Linked DNA regions of Homo sapiens: region 2 is linked to region 1. Evidence: read pairs that join two places in POLR2A ChIA-PET (ENCODE). Cell type or tissue: OCI-LY7. All regions are shown on one strand. Region 1 overlaps NRDC (nardilysin convertase). Region 2 overlaps NRDC (nardilysin convertase).

Region 1 (8,000 bases):
TCTAAGTATTAAAACTTAAAATATTTCTAAGTATTTAGAAATGATGTAGTTAGATGTAGGAGATGCACAGCATTCTCAGTTTACCTGGATCTCATGGAGCATAAAAATTGGCATGAAGTAAACTGTGTAAGATTACCAGAGCCCCAGCTTATCTGCTTTGTCTGTACCGAGACAGAAGGGGAGGGGTTACAGACTATGGTGCCTACTCCCATCACTGCTTCCCTCAGCCATAACAGGACAAGGGGGATCTTGAAAGCATCTTGAAAATTGTAAGGTGATCCAGATTTGGCCGTGTCTTTTACTTTGGCCATAGTGGTGTCCAATTATATTATAAATTAACTGATGGATTTATGCTGCCAGATCCTCAGAATGTTTGCCTTAGAAGATGACATCTATGCTTCCCCGATGCTTATTTTATTCATACAAGATTGGATTTGACACCCATCAGCATGCTTCATCTTTCACCTCAGAGATACTCAGAGTTGACTTGGGTTGACTAGTCAGGGTTGATTTAGATAGGGTTGATTTTCCCATTCCGTAAGTTTTTCTTTCTGAAGAATAAAACTTCCCCAGATAGAATTGTTTTTTCTTCAAAAATATAGGATAGTTGCTCTAGAACTTTCTTATCTGGAGACAGTTTAACTACAGTTGTATACAGACTTATGTCTATCATTCACACTCATAGCTGCCTCTGTGTTCATTGCTGCTGCAGCTAGCTCATTATAGAGACTGCCACCTCTTTCTCTTACTCGACTCTCCCAGTGCCTTCTGGCCACTACAGCTAGCTTAAAATGGCATTTCATACACCTTGGTCACCGGGAGAGTTTACTTCTATCTACTTTTTCATCCCCAGTAGAAAGTAAAAGCTTTCTTCCAATTGGTCTTCCTGTTGCAATTACTATTACTTTTCTGGGGGTGACTTTAAATCAAAACCGAAAATATGTTTATTCACAGTATAAACTTACGTGTCTAGAATAATAAGGAACAGAGAAGTGCTACCTACAAGAACCTTCCTTTCTCTTCTTACCACCACCTTTATAATATAGTAGCTAGAATATTACAAGAGAGATAGTGTGGGACACTATCAGCCTTAAAAACATCTTTATTAATTAGACCTATTTTACTTTTGTTAATATTTCCCAATTAAGTTGTCCAGAGTATGAAAAATTATATGCACAAAGATGTTCCAAGTGGTATTACTTCTTTTTTTTTTTTTTTTGAGACAGAGTCTCGATCTGTCACCCAAGCTGGAATACAGTGGCATGAGCTTGGCTCACTGCAACCTCCGCCTCCCATGGTGAAGTGATTCTCCTGCCTCAGCCTCCCGAGTAGCTGGGATTATAGGCGGGCATCACCATGCCCAGTTAATTTTTGTATTTTTAGCAGAGATGGGGTTTCACCACGTTGGCCAGGCTGGTCTCAAACTCCTGACCTCAGGTGATCCACCCACCTTGGCCTTCCAAAGTATGAGGATTACAGGCGTGAGCCACTGCACCCGGCTGCCCAAGTGGTATTACTTTTTTTTTTTTTTTTTTTGAGACAGGGTCTCACTCTGCCACAGAGATAATCAAATCTCTTCTTCTTCTTTTTTTTTTTTTTGAGACAAAGTCTTGCTCTGTTGCCCAGGCTGGAGTGCAGTGGCACAATCTTGGCTCACTGCAACCTCTGCCTCCCAGGTTCAAGCAATTCTTGTGCCTCAGCTTCCCAAGTAGCTGGGACTACAGGTGCATGCCATGAGGCCTGGCTTTTTATTATTATTATTATTTTTTTTTATTTTAGTAGAGACGTGGTTTCACCATGTTGCCCAGGCTGGTCCTGAACTCCTGAGCCCAGGCAATCCGCCCCCCTTGGCTTCCCAAAGTGCTAGGATTACAAGTGGTGAGCCACTGTGCCTGGCTACATGAGAAAGATTCTGTACCACCAGAAAACATACACTGAAAATGACAAGTGAAGAAAATACCTCTATAAATGTTTAAATGGCCCACCAGGGCAGAAATATACCTGAAGTTTTTATTATCTTCTCAGGATTGATTATGGGTTTGACAAACCAAACATTGGTCATAAACCATTTTCGCATTTAGAACATTCGCCACACACACGCACACATTTATATGCAATTGGGATTACTTAGTCTCATCTATGATGAGTCACTGACTGCAGAGCTTTTAGTAATGGAAACTTCGACGACTCAGGAAGGGCCAGGTGGGTCAAAGCTCTCCATGAGTCCATGGATAACATTGGACTTAATATCCTCCTAAATGCCAATTTTGTCTCTCCAATTTAGATGCATAGAACTGTTTATTAGAATGAGTTATCATAGGTAATTTGACTTTGGACCATGGAGTTCATTCAAATTGCGTATCTAAACAATGTTAGTATTAGCTGATTTAGCATGAAAATCTGGCATGGTTATTTTCTTGGTATTCAATTAAATTTTGTCCTGCTTGGGTTAGCAGTTTTAGAATTAGTAAAAAATACATATATACGTATATAGGGCTTTCCCCCCCGCCAATAAAAGACATCCATCTAGAAGCAGTGGCTCATGCCTGTAATTCCAACACTTTGGGCGGCACAGGCAGGAGGATCACTTGAGCCTAGAAGTTCGATGCTGCAGTGAGCTATGATGGCACCACTGCAGTACAGCCTGGGTGACACAGTGAGATCATCTCTCTAAAAAAGAAAAAAAAAAAGAGGCTGAGTGTGGTGGCTCATGCTTGTAATCCCAGAATTTTGGGAGGCTGAGGTGGGAGGATTGCTTGAGCCCAGGAGTTCAAGATCAGCTTGGGCAACAAAAGGAGACCTCATCTCTGCAAATAATTTTTAAAATTAGCCCGAGGTGGTAACACACACTTGTGGTGCCAGCTACTCAGGAGGCTGAGGTGGGAGGATCACCTGAGCCAGGAGGTTAAGGCTGCAGTGAGCCATGATCATGACACTGCACTCCAGCCTAGGGAACAGACTGAGGAGGCCCTGTCTTAAAAAAAAGGCCAGGAGCAGTGGCTCATGCCTGTAATCCCAGCACTTCGGGAGGCCAAGGCAAGCAGATCACATGAGGCCAGGAGTTTGAGACCAGCTGGACAACAAAACCCTGTCTCTACTAAATATACAAAAATTAGCCAGGTGTGGTGGCACGTGCCTATAATCCCAGCTACTCGGGAGGCTGAGGCAGGAGAATCGCTTGAACCTGGGAGGCAGAGTTTGCAGCGAGCTGAAATCAGGCCACTGCACACTAGCCTGGATGACAGAGTGAGACTCTGTGTGGAGGAAAAAAAAAAAAAAAAAAAAAAAAACAAGCAATAACCAGAAAAAGTAGAAAATTTAAAACAAAGTATCACATCACTGTAGAATTTCTTCAGAGAAGTTCAAAATGAGGCCAGGCATGGTGGCTCACACCTGTAATCCCAGCACTTTGGGAGGCCAAGGCAGGCGGATCACTTGAGATCAGGTGTTCAAGACCAGCCTAGACAACACAGCAAAACCTTGTCTCTGCTAAAAATACAAAAATTAGCTGGGCATGGTGGCGTACGTCTGTAGTCCCAACTACTTGGGAGACTGAAGCAGAAGGATCACTTGAACCCGGGAGGCAGAGGCTGCAGTGGGCCAAGATTGCACTGCTGTACTCCAGCCTGGGTGACAGAGCACGACTCTGTCTCAAGAAAAAAAAAAATTAGCTTTTGGTGCAGATTTAATAATGTTTCTTTAATGAACTCAACCTAAAATTACAAGACAAAACAGCATTTAAGTCATTTCAATCAAGAATGATGTTTGAATCACAAGTAATGGCAAGCTACGTCATATACTTCCTGTGCTATAAAAAGTTAAAACAAGAAGTAATACCTCCATTCCCCCACAAACTATAGTTTCAGAAGTGCCTTCCAGACCTTGTTGCAACCACAAAGAAACTTCCATATTTCAAAGTCCATTAACTGTGCAATTGAGGAGATCCCACCTAATTTAATTGGAAGTGACTGATCTATAGTGTTTGATCTATTTAATCTATAATAATGTTAAAAGGAAAAAATATGAGAAGAATCTAATATAATTATATAAATGTTTTCCAAGCAAAGAATATGCTCAATTAAAGTCATATACAGATGCTCCTCGACTTACAACAGGGTTAGGTCCTGAAAAACCCATCTTAAGTTGAAAATATTGTAAATTGAAAATGCATTTAACCTAACCTACTGAACATCAATAGCTTAACCTAGCCTACCTCAAACATGCTCAGAATGCTTACATAGCCTACAGTTGGGGAAAATCATCCAACACAAAGTCTATTTTATAATGAAGTGTTGAATATCTCATGTAATTTACTGATACAACACTGAAGTGAAAAACAGAAAGATCATATGGGTACTCAAAGATCGGTTTCTACTGAATGCATATCACTTTTTTGCACCATGGAAAGTGGAAAAACCCTAAGTTGAACCAACATAAATTAGGGACCATCTGTACTCATAGACTGCTATTAGTATTTCAATATTAATATATTGGCGGTACCTAGCTATGTGGAAAGACATTTTCAAAGATAAGGTATGTAAAATCTCATTACAAATCAGATTTAACAGATGAACTGACTGATGAACACTTAATTTTGATCCCAATAAAGCAAAATGTTATCCCAATAAAAACAATTCCATCATTCTTACTAGTAGAACTGTATTACCAAAAAACATACTATATTTTGAACTTCATAAAAATTTTCACCAAAAATTTGCAGAAATTTGTTTTCTTTTTTGATATACAAGTACTTACTTAATATCCTCAATTTCACCTCCTGACTGACAAAGCCCAAAGTATTTATTAGCTAGAACTTTTACAGAAAATATTTGGTGATCTCTGGGATTTATACTTTTTTAAAAGTATGACTGGACAACTGGTTATCCATATTTTTTTTTAAATAGTAATAAAATTAGATTTTTGCCAGGCATGGTGGCTCACACCTATAATCCCAGAACTTTGGGAGGACAAGGAGGGCAGATCACTTGAGGCCAGGACTTCGAGACCAGCCTGGCCAACATGGTAAAACCCTGTCTCTGCTAAAAATACAAAAATTAGCCAGGCGTGGTGGTGCATGCCTGTAGTTCCAGCTACTCAGGAGGCTGAGGTGGGAGTCGCTTGAACCCGGGAGGCAGAGGTTGCAGTGAGCTGAGATCATGCCACTGCACCCCACCCTGGGTGATGGAGTGAGACCTGGTCTTAAAAAAAAAAAAAAAAATTAGATTTCTTAATGTAAAAAACTATAATAAAATTTTTAGAATAAGATACAAAAAGTGCAAACCATAAAAGATCAATAACTGATTCAATGTTTGACTTTATAAACAAGGAGCAAACATAAGCTATGGACTTAGAGAATACATTTGCAACTCATATAATCGACAAAAAATTAGCATTCAAAATAAAATGAATTTTTACAAGTCAAATTTATAAAAAGAAAAAACAACCCAATAGAAAAGCAGGCAATTTATAAAAGGAGAAATCCTGATGTCTACAAACTATGAAATAATGTCTGATCTTATTAGTAATAAGGGGAAATACAAATTTTTTAAGTTTTTCGTTTTGTTTTTTTTTTTTGAGACGGAGTCTCGCTCTGTCACCCAGGTTAGAGTGCAATGGCGTGATCATGGCTCATGCAACCTCCGCCTCCCCGGGTTCAAGCGATACTCCCACCTCAGCCTCCCGAGTAGCCAGGATTACAGGCACCCATGATCATGCCTGGCTAATTTACTATTTTTGTAGAGATGGGGTTTCACCATGTTGGCCAGGCTGGTCTTGCACTCCTGACCTCAGGTGATTCGCCCACCTTGGCTTCCCAAAGTGCTGGAATTACAGGCATGTGCCACTGCGCCCAGCCTAAAAAGATTTTTTAAGAAAGAAAAATATAGGCTGATCTGAATTCAGTGGTATTCACAACTAAATGATGCCTTCTCCACTCCCACTGCTTCACTTGACTAACCTTTAAAAAAAAGTGAGAAATACAATTTTCCACAGATAGTAATTTTTTTTAAAACCTAACAATATCGACCAAGCATGATAGCTCACGCCTGTATTCCCAGCACTTTGGGAGGCCAAGAGGGCGGATCAGGAGGTCAGGAGAACGAGACCATCCTGGCCAACATGGTGAGACCCCATCTCTACTAAATATACAAAAAAAAAAAAAATTAGCTGGGCATGGTGGCAGGCACCTGTAGTTTCAGCTACTCAGGAGGCTGAGGCAGAAGAATTACTAGAACCCAGGAGGCAGAGGTTGCAGTGAGCCAAGATTTTGCCACTGCACAGCCTGGGCGACAGAGCAAGACTCCATCTCAAAAAAAAAAAGAAAAATTTCTTAAAATTAGCTGGGCGTGGTGGCAGTCCCAGCCACTCCAGAGGCTGAGGCAGGAGGGCCCCTTGAGCCCAGGACTTCTAGGTTACAGTAAGCTATGATTTCACCACTGCACTCCAGCCTGGATAACAGAGTGAGACCTTATCTTTAAAAAAAAGAAAAGAAAAAAACTAACAGTATCAATAACTGCTAAAAATGTAAGAACGTAAAGAAGCAGGAACTCTCATGTTCTATTGGTGTCAATGTAAAAAAGCACAACCCATTAGAAGAGTACTAATGGCAATATCTAGTGAGGTTAAAAATGAGTATGCCCAGTCATTTCACTTATAGGTATCATTTCACTCATAGGTATGTGCCCTAGATAAATTCTCAAACGTGTGCACAAGGAACCATATACAGTCCTCTGAAATGCTAGAAACAACTTAAATGAAAAACAAAAAGAAAAAAGCTAAATTGTGGCATAGTCATAAAACAAAATATAACAGAAAACTGTAACCAAATGACAATAGGAAAATAGATAATAACGATGTATTCATCAACAAAATATTAAACATTGGTTAACACAAATAACTAGAATTACACTTATTGACATGGATAAATCTCAAAAGCAATGTTAAACCAAAAAAAAAAAAAGATTATGAGACATCTAATGTGATACCTTTCTATTTCTATAATGCTTTAAAACATGCAAAAACAATGATATATACTGTTTAAAAAGTATGTTTAATAAAAAGTATACAACTATAGATAGAACTAGTACGGTATATACATGAAATTTAGATAGTGGTTAACACTGAAAAAAGAAGGCAGAGAAGGTAATGGGAAGAGGCAATATAAAGAGGGCTTCAGCTGTTATCTGTAAGGTTTTGTTTCTATATATATGTATGTTTTATATATACATATATGCCATATATATTCAAAGACAGAGTCTCAGTCTGTCGCTCAGGCTGCAGCACAATGATGCGATCATAGCTTACTGTAACCTCAAACTCCTGGGCTCCTGCAATACTCCTGCCTCAGCCTACCAAAGCACTGGGATTACAGGCATCATGAGCCACTGTGCCCAGCCTAAACATTATGTTTTGATCCAGACAAAAAGCAAGAAATAAAGTAACCAAAAAAAAAGACTGAAAAGTATATCCTTATGTAACAAGCCAAAGGAGAAAAGGAAGAAGACAGAAATGGAAGCAAGACTTTAAAACAGGCACTATTCTAGGCACTGGCGATATAAGCAGTAAACAAAACTAATTCCTTGCCCTTGTGATGAAACATTCCAGTGCAAGAGAAAGACAATGCACAAGTAAATTTATGTCAAATGACAATAAGTGCTATAAAAAAAAAGAGTAAGAAAAAACATGGAGGTAGGAAAACAAAATTTATTTTATACAGGCTGATATTTAAAGTCATGAGACCGGACAACATACAGAGTAAGGGTAGATGAGAAGTCTGAAAATTGAGCCCTAGATAATCCAAAATTTAGAAGTCAGGGAAATAAGAAGAGATCTGTGAATAAGCAGGAAGAGAACTATGAACAGTGGTGACCTGAAAGTCAACTGATCAAAGCATTTCAAGAAGAATGGTGAACTATGCAGTATGATGCTGATAGGTTGAGTAAGATAACTTGAGAATTGACTAATGTAAAGATATTGGTGACCTTGAACTAGCTATTTCAGTG
Region 2 (8,000 bases), 62 kb before region 1:
TGGTTCTCCATTTCTACAGGATAAAGCCCAGCACCTTAGCTTCACAAACAGGCTTGACATACTAGTTCTGGCTATGTATGTATGTATCTATGTATGTATCCGTATGTATGCACACACATCCCTCACCATTTCCTTCCTCCCATTTTAGCCTCTATACTAAACTGTTCATGGTTTCCACATACAATCTTCAACAAAGGTAACAAACAGTATAGATACGCCAAACCCATTTCACTCAAAATCCTAGTCTATTACCAGCAATCTATTTTTCTCTCTCTCTTTCTTTATTTCTTTTCTTTTGAGACAGGGTCTTACTCTGTTGCCCAGGCTGGAATACTGTGGTGCAATCATAGCATGCTGTAGCCCCAAACTCCTGGGCTCAAATGATCCTTCCACCTCAGCCTCCCAAGTAGCGGAGACTATAGGCATGTGCCACCATGCCTGGCTAATTTTTTATTTTTTGTAGGGATGAGTTCTCACTGTGTTGCCTGGACTGGTCTCGAAATCCTGACCTTAAGTAATGCTTCTGCCTTGGCCTCCCAAAATGCTGAAATTACAGGCGTGAGCCATCATTCCCAGCCCAGCAGTCTTCATCTTAAGAAGAAAGCTGCCCAGCATCAGAGGGGTCAGGTTCCCTTCTAAACAGAATATGATAATGCTGGCCTGCCAAAACTACAGCTTCCCCTTTAGGAAAGAACTATGGCAATTCCAGAGTTCACAACTGCATTCAGACCTGGCCTACAGAGCATCTCACACTCACTGTGCTTGTGACATTCCCTTGTACCAGGCCCTCCACAAAGAGCTGGGATTTGAATTCTTTGACGAAGCTCAGCAGAGACTCAAGGGAAAGGCCGTCCATCAAAGCCTGGTACTTGTCAATCATAGACCAACGGGCATATTCCAAGATTAAAAGCCGTACATCTCTGTACAGAGGGCAGAAAAAAAACACTCAAAGTTTTGTTATTAGAAATGAATCTTCAGAATAAAGAAATGTTTGGTCAAAGTTCTATAAAGGATGTGTTTCTAAAGAGAGACCATTTTTATCACAATGTAAGATGGGAAAACAGTATCAGATTAACCAAAAAAGTACTGAAAACCACATACACAAACTTTAAACAAATTTACTTAGCAGTACAAAAATGCACTTACCTGTCTCAGTTGCAGGGTAAAATATTTCACATAAAAGTAAAGCTGCCAGATGAGTCAAGTTTACTTAGTTGTACACTGATTTAAAATTATTACTATTTTGGTTTGAAATCTCACTAATATTTCATTAATTACTAGAAGCCATCATTTGGGATATCTATTACTGCAGTGACAATATAATACAGGTAACGGCTCTGGTCCAGAATCAGATTAACTTCATCCCCCATTTCCACAACCCCACCCCAAATAAGCTGTTTGAATTTGACAAATCTACTAACATCTATGATTCAATTTCTTCATTTGTAAAACAGGGGAAGTATTCGTGAGAGGTAACCGTTTTGGATAGAATTGAATTAATGAATTTATATAACAGTTCTTAGATCTAGCACAAAAATCTTCAACAAACAGGTTTATTATTATTCTTTTATAAAGTAAATTTCAGGAGTTGAATTTTAATAAAATAGAAGGTTGTGTTTAATAATGTATTTTTATAAATAAATAAAGTAGTATTCATGAGTTATTGGCAGGGCTATTCACCGTATCAATGGTTGCAGATAACTCTCCTTTTTTTATTATTATACTTTAAATTCTAGGGTACATGTGCACAATGTGCAGGTTTGTTACATAGGTATACATGTACCATGTTAGTTTTGCTGCACCCATCAATTCGTCATTTACATTAGGTATTTCTCCTAACACTATCCCTCCCCCAGCACCCCCACCCCCCAACAGGCCCTGGTGTGTGATGTTCCCTCCCTGTGTCCATGTCCTTTCTAACATATATCTAGTTATTAGTTTTTGTAACTTTCTGTGATCAGAATATCAGTTATTACATGACTGATTCCTAACCCCTTCTTTCTAATTCTGGAAACTGATGGGTTCATTACAGCTGTGTCAAAAGCAGAACCTTTACGCTGTTCACTATTTATAGATGCCCAGGGCAAAACTGTCAAGTAGGGGCTAGCCAGTCATGTGCACAAAGGGGTAGGTCTGTTCAGAGGACTTTTCTCTCCCTCCCACAAAGGCTCTACCTGCTAATAGAGGGTACCTCAGAAGGATACTTTTTTCTGATTCACGCAAAAGTATCCTACAGGCTACAATTAGCCCTGGACTAAAGTAGTAAGAACAGGCTCTGAATGAAGGCCCAAGGGGGTTGCCTGTGAGCAGAGGGTTTAAGTATTAGCATACAGACTGTGTAGCTGCCTTTCTGCTCTCTTCTGGAAGCTTGGCTGAATTCTGGATAGTTAAGATTGCTAGATAAGTGACATGTTTAGCAATTTAACTCAGCTACTAATCACCAACATACTAAAATCACCAGTAAATACTTCTTCTGGTTTGTTTTTTGTTTGTTTTTCTATGAGACAGGGTCTATCTCTGTCATGCAGGTTGGTGTGCGGTGGCATGATCATGGTTCACTGCAGCCTCAACCTCCTGGGCTCAAGCAATCCTCCCACCTCAGTCTGCCAAGTAGCTGGGACTACAGGCATGTGCCACCACACCCAGCTAATTTTTTAATTTTTTGTAGAGATGAAGTCTTGCTATATTGCCCAGGCTAGTCTTGAACTTCTAGGCTTGTGATCCTCCCACCTCAGCTTCTCAAAGTGCTGGGATTACAGATATAAGCTACCATGCCCGGCCTAAAACTAGCACTTCTTTAACATTCAGGTATAATGATTGGTGAAAACACCCTTCCTTACTTTTAGTCTCTACAGTAAGCTGCTTTCAGTCCCATTCACAGCTAGCTACATAAGCTGGGTTTAGAAATACCGTAACGCTATGCACGGGTCTCCTAAACTAGAGCACGATTCAAACACGGATGAAAATTAGCACTGCAACTATAGCCTTAACCCCCACACCCACCCACTAGGGAGAGTAATACTTTCAGGTCCTCAAAATATAAGCTCATCTCATTTATACCCACTTGGCCAAAGTCTCGGGCTTGATGAGGATGTTAAAGTAGGTCTTCTTCAACTGCTCAGTTATCATTGTAAAGACAGCTGGTGTGGAATTGAACTCAGCTAAGTAGTCAATAATGAGCTGAAACAGTAGCTAAAAGAAAAAGAAGGAAGCATTTTAAGAAGCATGGAAATCCACTAGGTATTAGGGAGGGAAATGTTTCTCTTTGGTTTTTACCAGGTACCCAGCATGGAACTAGGCATTGTGGGGGGACATAAGAAAATTACTAACAACTCAATTTGTTCGTTTGTTTGTTTGGGTGTTACCTGGAGACAGGATATCACTGGTCACCCAGGCTGGAGTGCAGTGGTACTATCGACTGTAATTCATTATAACCTCGAATGCCTAGGCTCTAGCCATACTCCCACCTCAGCCTCCTGAGTAGCTGGGACTACAGACAGGGGCCACCATGCCCGGCTAATTTTTTTGCTTTTGTACAGACAAGGTCTTCTTATGTTGCCAGGCTGGTCTCAAACTCGTGGCCTCAAGTGATCCTCCTGCCTCAGCCTCCTAGCCTCAAAGAATCTTAAGGGTCCAAAATTCTAAATAATTGTCAAATTTGGAACAATTCTTCCTTTTTTATCATTTCATGGGTGTTCTCAATAAGATTTGTAGTTTGTCTTCAGATAGATCCTATACTTTTCCTGTTTATTCTTAGCCATTTTATTGGCTTTTTTTTCTCAATATTGTAAATAAATGTAAGATTGTTTCCATCCATTTGTTTCTTTCTTTTTTTAAGAGACAGAGCCTCGCTATATCGCACAGGCTAGTGACACGATCATAGCTAAGTATCCTCAAACTCAAGTATTTCTCCTGCCTCATACTCCGGAGGAGTTGGGACCACCGGCACATCCCACTGTGCCTGGCTTCCATTTCTAAGTGATTACTGGTACTATGGGGGAGAAAAAGCCATTGATTCTGATATACTAGTCTTTTGACCAGCCATATCACACCTAATTTTTTTTTTAATTTTAGTGGTATATGAGGTTTTCTAAGAATACAATCATATCATCTGCAAGGAAAAATATTTTTTCCAAAAAAGTTTTTATTTTTTCATCTTACTCTAATAGCCAGAACCTCTAAAACAATAACAGAATAATAGAGATGATTGTGGATTATTCTTGGCTTGTTGCTGATGTCAGTGTTCATCATTTTATCAGTTAATGTAATGTCCGCTGATAGTTCTTTACTTGAGGTTTTTTGATTTTTTTTTTGAGATGGAGTCTTCGCTCTATTGCCCAGGCTGGAATGCAGTGGCGCGATCTCGGCTCACTTCAAGCTCCGCCTCCCAGGGTCACACCATTCTCCTGCCTCAGCCTCCCGAGTAGCTGAGACTACAGGCGCCTGCCACCACGCCTGGCAAATTTTTTGTATCTTTAGTAGAGACGGGGTTTCACTGTGTTAGCCAGGATGATCTCGATCTCCTGACCTCGTGATCCGCCCGCCTCAGCCTCTCAAAGCACTGGGATTACAGGCGTGAGCCACCGCGCCAGGCTGAGGTTTTTATACTTAATTAATTTCCTTCCATTCCTATGTATTAGGAATGCCAACTCAAATTTATCAAATGATTTATCAGCATTTATCACTATATTCATACAGTGGCTCTCCTTTGACTTGTGTTGTGGTGACTTATGATCATCAATTTCCTAATATTCCACAACCCTAGCATTCCTGGTACTTGAATTATTCTTTTTGCTAAACTGGATTTAATTTTTAGAAAGTTTACATCTATATTCTACAGATAAAATTGATCTCTAGTTTTCTATACATACATACATACATATATATATGTTATATATTAGGTTTTAATATTAAGGCTAAGTCTCACAAATTCAAGAATATCAAATACTTTTCCATGGTTTGTATTTTTAATAAGCTCTCCAGGTAATTCTAAAACATATTTTCCAAATGACAACCACTGAATTAGGCTTTAATCTGCTTGAAACTTAAGCTACATTATATTTAGGCCTCAGAGGCTGACAAAGTAAAATTATTCTTGGCTTGTTGCTGATGTCAGTGATCATCATTTTATCAGTTAATGTAATGTCCGCTGATAGTTCTTTACTGATGGCGTCTCCTTCTGAGACCAATCTTTGTTCCATGGGGAGATGGAGAAGGGAAAAGGCATAAAAAGGTGAGAGCTATACTCTTCTCTTGGGTTTTTGCCCAGATGAAGGCTATTAACACCTAGCACAGGTCTTTCTGGCAGGTCCTTTCCTCTAAAATTTTTCTTGTATAACCCTATTTCCCTAAATCTTAATATAATATATATTCTACCCAAGAAACCTAGATATAAAATTTATTATTGAGTATATTATATTGCTTTACCTGGTATTCAGTAATCTAACTCTCTTAGCTAACAACCCATTATTTTTTCCTCCTCTTATGAAGTTTTTGATGAAGCAATACTGGAACATATTTCTCACTAAGAGATTAATAACTGACATGATACAGACCCTGCTTCGGAAAGGTTCATAAACTTAGAAGGGAAACAAGACACACATACTTGAAACAATGAGGAGCATAAGATGAGGAAGTAAGGGCACAAGCATTTGAGTTCTACTCTATTTCAGGCAAAACACCAGTCAAATTTGTTATTCCACAGCCGGCATGGTGGCTCACGCCTATAATCCCAGCACTTTCAGAGGCTGAGGCAGGCAGATCACTTGAGGTCAGGAGTTCGAGATCAGCCTGGCCAACACGGAGAAACCCCATCTCTACTAAAAATACAAAAATTAGCTGGGTGTGGTGGTGCGTGCCTGTAGTCCCAGCTACTCAGCAGGCTGAGGCATGAGAACTGATTGAACCCGGGAGGCGGAGGTTGCAGTGAACCAAGATCACACCACTGCATTCCAGTCTGGGTGATGGAGTGAGTATCTGTCTCAAAAAAAAAAAAAAAAAAGGTTATTCCTGTATGGTAAAAAATTTAGCTAGAACCAATCCTAAATGCCAGTGTTGGTTGTGGAGAAACTGACAGCAAAGGGAAGTGAAATCAATCCTAAAGCATGGGCTATAATCCCATGCACTGCCAGTAATTAATGAAACATATGTTGTTCTTATGGATAGTCAGTCACAGTTAGAATAGCTGTCATCAGCCAAGAATATTCAAGATAATCCACATTAATAAACATTTATTTCTCTATACAGCATCCCATGCACAAACCTCTAAATAAATATGGTATTTTAATGCTCTCTATAAGGAAAACAGAGTACTTGTACTTACAGGTAGTTTGTGGTTAAATCCTTTCACTCGAATAATTAAACCATGTTCTCCAGCTACCAGTTTATACTCCAGCTGTGCCACATCTGCTTCATAAGCTGGTTCCGCAAGGTTATGCGTAAGGATATTGACAAAGATATCAAAGAGGACCACACTAAGAAGTACAAAATGCAAATGGCATCTTTAATTGGTAAGAAAGACACATGAAATAGATTTGCTTCAATTTAGAGTAAGCAGCTTCATTTTTAGAAAGTATAAATTCTCTACTCCAGAATGTAAAAGGTAATACAGCTTACTCAGGATTCAGTTTCAGAGGTGTATTACAGAATTCCTACCTTCAGCAGTGTTTCCCAATCTTTTTCATGTCATGTACACATGCAAAATGATAATATTTATATTGTACAATGAGGTAAATGGAATAGGCATCAGCAGCACTGGCCTGAAGGCTCTGTCTACCCTCCAAGTCTAGGCATTCTGACTAATTAAAAATATGAGTTTGGGAATGCATTTTTTAGAGTGAATATTAACAAATTCTAGTGCTGCTTGTCATTTTAAGTTTGGATTTTACAGTTACGTAGGAAAAGAAAGAAGAAATGCACCAACATTTCCCAAGTATCTCCTACGTTCAGACACATTTCCCAAGTATCTCCTAGGTTCAGACACATTTCCCAAGTATCCGCTACGTTCAGACACATTTCCCAAGTATCTCCTACGTTCAGATACATTTCCCAAGTATCTCCTACGTTCAGACACATTTCCCAAGTATCTGCTATGTTCAGACACATTTCCCAAGTATCTCCTAGGTTCAGACACATTTCCCAAGTATCTGCTACGTTCAGACACATTTCCCAAGTATCTCCTACGTTCAGATACATTTCCCAAATATCTCCTATGTTCAGATACATTTCCCAAGTATCTCCTAGGTTCAGACACATTTCCCAAGTATCTCCTAAGTTCAGATACATTTCCCAAGTATCTGCTACATTCAGACACATTTCCCAAGTATCTCCTAGGTTCAGACACATTTCCCAAGTATCTCCTACGTTCAGACACATTTCCCAAGTATCTCCTATGTTCAGACACATTTCCCAAGTATCTCCTAGGTTCAGACACATTTCCGAAGTATCAACTACGTTCAGACACATTTCCCAAGTATCTCCTATATTCAGACACATTTCCGAAATATCAACTACATTCAGACACATTTCCCAAGTATCTCCTATATTCAGACACATTTCCCAAATATCTCCTATGTTCAGATACACTTTAGGGTCTCCGACCACCCACAATGAAAGCTATCTACATAAATATATAAGGGATTTGCTAAGAACAGGAACAATCACATTCCTTGGTAGTCTATAAATACAGAATCAACAGATCCATCAGTCTCATTATAGACTGGGCACTCACCCAAACTGATCTTTAAGGACTTTTCCCCATCCAGTAACTGGGAACTAATTGCTCTAGTCTACACTATCAGCATGTTTTACCAATGGGTGCTGGTAATGGAGCAGCCACAGTTCCATTTTAATGTTTGGTAATAATACAAATAACTTGTTTGGAGTACAGAAAAAAATACATAAATCAGCAACATAGCTCAAATATGGATAGAGAAAATGACAGAATGATTTAGAATGAAACAAAATAGTTTTTCAATAACTAAAAAATGTATTTTCCAGAA

Evidence for each region. ChIA-PET counts read pairs that join two places held together with the same protein. Peaks named below come from ENCODE experiments on the same cell type or tissue, not always from the same donor. Only the 100,000 strongest peaks of a DNase experiment are listed, where the experiment ranks them.
Region 2: POLR2A ChIA-PET joins it to region 1 with 20 read pairs; 8 of 35 experiments call an interaction of 5 or more read pairs at or near these places.

The regions. Positions count from the first base shown.
Region 1 is chr1:51,859,749-51,867,748 of GRCh38, forward strand. All of the region lies in intron 1 of NRDC (nardilysin convertase), which reads right to left. It also overlaps the pseudogene TSEN15P2. Among named protein-coding and RNA genes, the nearest start is that of NRDC, 15 kb to the right of the region's middle. In OCI-LY7, no CTCF peak of the experiment used is centred here; a DNase peak (open chromatin) is centred at 3,813; H3K4me3 peaks cover 995 bases; H3K27ac peaks cover 914 bases.
Region 2 is chr1:51,797,492-51,805,491 of GRCh38, forward strand. It overlaps NRDC (nardilysin convertase), which reads right to left. Exons shown (of 31, transcript NM_001101662.2): 20 at 6,323-6,473; 21 at 3,065-3,192; 22 at 758-920. Among named protein-coding and RNA genes, the nearest start is that of MIR761, 35 kb to the right of the region's middle. In OCI-LY7, no CTCF peak of the experiment used is centred here; no DNase peak of the experiment used is centred here.